Regions from separate parts of the Homo sapiens genome. Here region 2 is linked to region 1. A link is a contact called in ENCODE Hi-C or POLR2A ChIA-PET data. All regions are on one chromosome and are shown on one strand. The core of a region is the stretch at or near the end of the contact, and the rest is flanking DNA. Distances in the headings are between cores, read along the strand shown.

Region 1 (2,932 bases), core at 187-2,686:
TCCTGCCTCAGCCTTCCTAGTAGCTGGGATTGCAGGTGCCCGTGACCACGTCTGGCTGATTTTTGCATTTTTAGTAGAGATGGGGCTTCACCATATTGTCCAGGCTGGTCTTGAATTCCTGATCTCAAGTGACCCACCTCCCCCGGCCTCCCAAAGTGCTGGGATTACAGGCGTGAGCCACCGTGTCCGGCCCTTGATTGGTTTTTGCTTGCATTGTCCCTGGTGAAGCCATTGAAAAGCTTTACTGCTTTCTGCAGCAGAATGGGATCAGACCCAATGAGTGATGAAAGTTAAAATAAACAAAGTCAGAAGACTCTAAACCCAAGCGCTTGTGCCAGAGGCAGCCTCTGGGTGCCTGGCTGATACCACAGGAGGTTTCTAACAAAGAGATTGACAGCCTTTCCACATCTGATATCTGGTACCAGGCAGAGAGAGGCCCTTGCAGACCGTGGAGTCAACGCCTCACTGGGTATTTTGGATATTAAAGACAACATAGACTCCATCTGGGCATTCTGGTGGTCCCCCTGCACCAGATAACCAGAGACATAGCTGCTTTCCAGGGACCCCCAGTGGGGGTCCAGGGAGTACAATGCACTCCAGGCCCTACCTCAGGCAGTTACTCAGGCCCCTGTGTCCCGTAGAGCCCAGCTCCCCATTTGAATGACAAGTTTCAGTGCTAGGAGATGAGGAAGACTGGAATCTGACCAAAAGGAAAAGCCATCAGAGTCTGATGACCGCAAAGTTTCTGGACTTCTAGGCTCCCAGAAATGGCCACTCATCATGCACCTTTTCTGAAGGAGCTATTAACATGTTGTTGGGCTCTGGTGGAAACAGAGAGGCTGAGCCAACACACTGTGGTAATACTCTGACCAGAAATACCCATCTCTTCCTGAACTGATAGCAGCCTAGACCCGAGAGCGGTGTCTGCTGGACAGAGCAGCATCATTACATCGAAGGGAGACATCCAAGATAGAATAAAATAGAACAGTTACAATATATTGTAACAGTTACCACATAGTGCAGCTGTAAGTTTTGCAGTTTGAGGTAGGACACAAAGCTAGTGCAAATTTCTGTTTCTTCCTGCTCAATTTCAGGTACAGCAGATTCATTCTTACCATAGATCTTAGCAACCTCAGCCCATTTTTTTTTCTTTCCTTATTAAGTGGAGAATTTTCATCTTTTTACTGAAAGGAAGCACTTTACAGTTTCTGTTTGGCATATCTGAATTGCCAGCATCACTACTCTTGCAGTTTGGGGCCATTACAAAGTAAAATAAAGGTTTTATTTTACGATAAAGAAAGCCCTCTTGAGAAACTTTCACAAACACTGCAATAGCATGACAGTTGATCTGATAACTGAGACAGCTACTGGAGACTACTGAGCCGGTAGCATCTACAGTGTCAATATGCTGCACGAAGGATGACTCACCAGCGGGGCAGGACAGAGCGGGACGACACGGCATTTCACAATCAGTGTGACACGCAACTTTAAAATTTATGAACTGTTTTTTCTTTGTTTTGTGTTTTGTTTTTGTTCTTTTGAGACAGAGTCTTGCTCTGTCCCCCAGGCTGGAGTGCAGTGACACGATCTTGGCTCACTGCAACTTCCACCTCTCGGGTTCAAGTGATTCTCCTGCCTCAGCCTCCCAAGTAGCTGGGATCACAGACACATGCCACAGCACCCGGCTAATTTTTGTAATTTTTTAGTAGAGATAGGATTTCACCATGTTTTCCAGGCTGGTCTCGAACTCCTGACCTCAAGTGATCCACCCACCTTGGCCTCCCAAAGTACTGGGATTACAGGCATGAGCCACCATGCCTGGCCTCTGATATTTTCATTTAATATTTTCAGATCACAGTTGATCATGGGTAACTGAAACCTACGCCAAAGTGAAAGTGGAGATAAGAGGGAATTACTATACCACAATAATACTCAGCCACTAGAAAGGCTGGGATGACTCCATGCTTTGTTCTTCAAAAATACTTCAAATAATTCTATTTAAAAAGCAAAAGAGACCGGGTGCAGTGGCTCACACCTGTAATCCCAGAACTTTGGGAGGCCGAGGTGGGTGGATCACAAGATCAGGAGTTCGAGACTAGCCTGGTCAACATGGTGAAACCCCTGTCTCTACTAAAAATACAAAAGTTAGCCCGGCATGGTGGTGGGCACCTGTAGTCCCAGCTACTTGGGAGGCTGAGGCAGGAGAATTGCTTGAACCCAGGAGGTGGAGGTTGCAGTGAGCTGAGATCATGCCACTGCACTCCAGCCTGGGTGACAGAGCGAGACTCCATTTCAAAAAAAAAAAAAAGCAAAAGAATGAGGCATTTATGTAAAGTTATAACAAACAAAATATTTTCAGAAAAGCAATTCCACAATGTTTAATGTAATTTGAGCATCGAGCATTCTTCATAACTCTTTACAATTATTGATTCATCTTGTCTGGGTTTCATCATCATTTTACAAATGAGGAAACTGAAACACAGAGTGGCTTCATAACTCACCCACAGTCACAGTCAGTGGGGCAAGGTCAGGGTTTGACCTGGGAGCGCTAGCCACAGGGCACCTGCACCCCAGCCCCTGCTGCCCACTGTTGTGTCCCTGTGGGTGTGCTCTTCTAGGCACGTTTGGAACCCTGAGTTCTCACCAGAGAGGACAGTGAATCACTCCAAGGAGAAAGACAAGGGCTTAGAGTGGAAAAGGAGCTTTGGTTTTCACTTTATTGCTGTGCTGATGAAGTTTTAAAAGAACACCTCTCACATGTATAAAATAATGGAAAACAAGCTATGCCAAGAAGAAAAGTATGAATCAAAAATTCAATGATTACAAATAAAATAGTAAATAAGATTACAAAAGAAAATCAGATACTTTTAGTCAAACTATGTAAAAATCCCATATTTTACAAAAAGAGTAATCAAATGATGGGGGGAGAAGA
Region 2 (2,932 bases), core at 160-2,659, 180 kb before region 1:
CCAGGCTGCCCAGCCCTGGGTTCCATGAAAGTGGAAGTCAGACCGCCTGGGCGCCAGGTGCTGATGGTGCAACCCTAGACGTATTTAACTGCCGAGCCTTGGTTTCTGCACCCCAAAACTGGGCACAGCAAAGCTGCCCGCATGGGTGCACTTCATCAATCTTAGCTATGAGCGCGCTAAAATCAAACAACTGCCTGTCTGAGGACTGCGGGCTCAGCTTCAGGTGCCCTGTGAGAATCCCTGTGGGGTGAGCAGCATCCCAAGCACAGGTCCTGATGCTACTATCGTGACTACCAAGGTGGCGGAGCATGAGAGGAAGGGCCCGGCTGGGTCTACGGTCACAGAACAGCCCAGACTCACACAAAGGGCCAATGACTTGCTGGACGACATGGACTCCCCAAGCCCAGGTTACCTAATCTCTAACAGGGAGGTGACACAGGGCTCCCCTGCCAGGGCTGTGGGAAGGAATAAGTAACACAGGGGGCCCGGCATGCAGCAGGGGCAGGTGGGCAGCAGCACCGAGTGCTGTTACTTCCCTCCCTCACACTCTGGGGAGGCCCAGGACAAAAGATTTCCCTGTTTTGTCCACTGAAGAGAGGAACTGAGGGTCACAGATCCCTGAGACCGGGTTCAAATCCCAGCTCTGCAAGTCATGAGCTGGGTGACCTCAGGCAGGTGAGTCTGCCTCTCTGTGGCTCAGTTTCTCTCTGAGGTGGGACTGAGAACCATATATATCTCCCTCAAGAGGGCCACTGGGAGAGCTGCATGGGTGAATGCTTGTGAACCCTGCACAGTGGTGCCAGGTGAAAGGAAACTCCACGTGGGCGCCCACTGCTCTTCACGGTCCCCCTTCTGGGGCTGCTGCGCTGATGACCAGATCATACACAATAGGCATGGGGCGTTCAGCTTTGGGACATAGCAAGTTCCCAGTGAAAGGAGCCCTATCCCCGCAACCTTATTTACCCCGATTCCTGCAAACTCTGATCTTCTAACCTGAAAAGCAGACTGGATTTGGGGGCTGGATTCAGATCCTGGCTCTGCTACTTACTTGCCATGTGACTTTGGGCAAGTGACTTCACCTGTTTAGTCACGTAGACCCCCGTCTGACCTGCCCACCATCCTTAGCCTCCCCAGGAGCAGACCCCCGTATCTCCTGTGCCAGAGGACAGACTGGGAGGTCCCAGGGCCGGCCCTCAAGGAGCAGGGGTGGCCTCTGGTGGAAAGCCTGGCAGCGTGACTCAGAAACCTCCACAGAGACACCCACTGACCCCTGCAGGTTGGTGTGACAGAAGCAGGGGGTGAGGCTCATCCATGCTGGAAACAGGTGTGTGCGCCAAGCGGGGTGAGAAGAGCCCAGGCCCAGCAGGCCACGGCCTCCTCCCTGTCTGGGCAGGCCTAGGGCACCCTGCCAGGCAGCTCCACCTGGGCTGTGGGTGGGTGTAAGGCAGGGGAGGAAGACAGTGCCAGGCAGCCCCTGGCATCCTTCCCAATGAGGAGTGGTTATGTGCCCACACCCGGCTGGCATCCAAACCAGCATGTGGCCTGGCCCATGCGGCTCCTCCCACCCCTCTATACCTCCCAGCCAGACCACTCATGTCCCCGGCATGCTGGCTCCAGGCCTTTATGCAGGCTGCCTCTGCCCAGAGCACCTCATTTGCACCTCCAGCTCCTCCTCCAGGTCTCAGCCCCACTGATCCCTCCTCTAGGAAGCCCCAGAGGCTGGGTCAGGCACCCCCTCTGGGCTCCCAAAGGCCCCTGGGCTCCCTTGTTCCAGCCGTGAGCCCTGCTGGTTCGGAACCGGTCTGTCCACCCCGCTGGAAGGTGGCCCTGTGAGGGCAGGGCTGAGGCTCAGCCATAGCTGTGCGTGCAGCAGTCAATGAATTTCCCTTCCCCCCTTTCTCCAAAGAAATGAATGAGTGACTGAGCATTTCCTCCCCGCCAGTCTCCTGTTCTCCAGGGGTGGGCGGGCTGGGAAGGCAGATGAAGGCAAACAATGACAGCGCAGGGAGGAGAAAGGGAGTGGGAATACCAACAGTGGCAGCGGCAACAATAATAATACACAGCTCACTTCTAGAGCACTTACTATGTGCCTAATATTGTGTAAGCAATTCACTTGCTCATTTATCCTCCATGCACCTCTACATGGCAGTGTTTTCACAATCCTCATCTGACAGACAAGAAAACCAAGGCCCGGGGAGGTGAAGTCACCCACCCAGGAAGCCAGGATTCCCTTCTCTCCCAGGCGAAACTGCGCCAAAGCCCAGGCTCCTGATTTCCGCTATGCACGCTGGGATGGGCTCCCCTTCCACCACCTCCCCTCCCTGCCTGGGCCTCTCGTCCCTGGGGCACACTGCATGCCCTCCAGGGAGGCAGCGTGGGGCAGTGGTTATGAGCCTGGGCTCTGGGACTAGGCCTCCTGGGTCTGAATCCAGGCCTGCCAGGACAGGCGGCCTCACATCTCAAGCCTCCCTCAGTTTCTAGAAAGTAGGGGTGGTGCCAGCACCCCCTGGAGGATTGTCGTGAGAACTTAATGCCAGGCAGCAGCAGGCAAGTGCTCATCCCAAGGCCTGCTGCTACTGTAGCTGCTGCGACACGCAAGGTCTAGCTGGGACAGTGAAGATGCCCTGCTGGGCTCCTGCTCCTGAGGAAGGTCATTCAGTCCAGACCAGAAGGGACTCAGCTCCTGAAGGCCCACCGGGTCAGAACTTCACACTGAACTTTTTTTTTAAAGTGGCAGTTGGATTGTATCAAGGTCAGTATTCTGACTGTGATATTTATGTAGTTATGCCAGATATACCTTTAGGGAAAACTGGGATTTCTGCATTACTTCTTACAACTGCAGGTGAATCCACAGTGCTAAGTAAACAAGTTGTTTCTAAAAGCATTATCTTCGTCAGCGAGTACTCATGGGTAATGATGTCTGGAGCTGGTG

What was found. A loop is a pair of places that touch in the nucleus more often than their neighbours do. ChIA-PET counts read pairs that join two places held with the same protein, here RNA polymerase II (POLR2A).
Region 2: a map of PC-9 shows a loop between it and region 1 (3-fold over the local background). The contact joins two enhancer-like sites. A Hi-C loop is called at or near these places in 2 of 168 maps with a recorded cell type or tissue (PC-9 and heart right ventricle). POLR2A ChIA-PET finds 5 or more read pairs at or near these places in 1 of 52 experiments (PC-9).

What each region holds. Positions count from the first base shown.
Region 1 is chr19:46,191,800-46,194,731 of GRCh38, reverse strand. All of the region lies in intron 2 of IGFL2-AS1 (IGFL2 antisense RNA 1), which reads left to right. It also overlaps a transcript of IGFL2 not described here. Among named protein-coding and RNA genes, the nearest start is that of IGFL2-AS1, 9.8 kb to the left of the region's middle. Within about 2 kb of position 1,436, at least 6 of the 41 ENCODE cell types and tissues checked have a DNase peak (open chromatin) inside an H3K27ac peak, as active enhancers do; they include PC-9, where a contact is called at or near this core.
Region 2 is chr19:46,372,613-46,375,544 of GRCh38, reverse strand. The region is part of intron 2 of PPP5C (protein phosphatase 5 catalytic subunit); the gene reads right to left. Among named protein-coding and RNA genes, the nearest start is that of PPP5C, 27 kb to the right of the region's middle. Within about 2 kb of position 1,409, at least 26 of the 41 ENCODE cell types and tissues checked have a DNase peak (open chromatin) inside an H3K27ac peak, as active enhancers do; they include PC-9, where a contact is called at or near this core.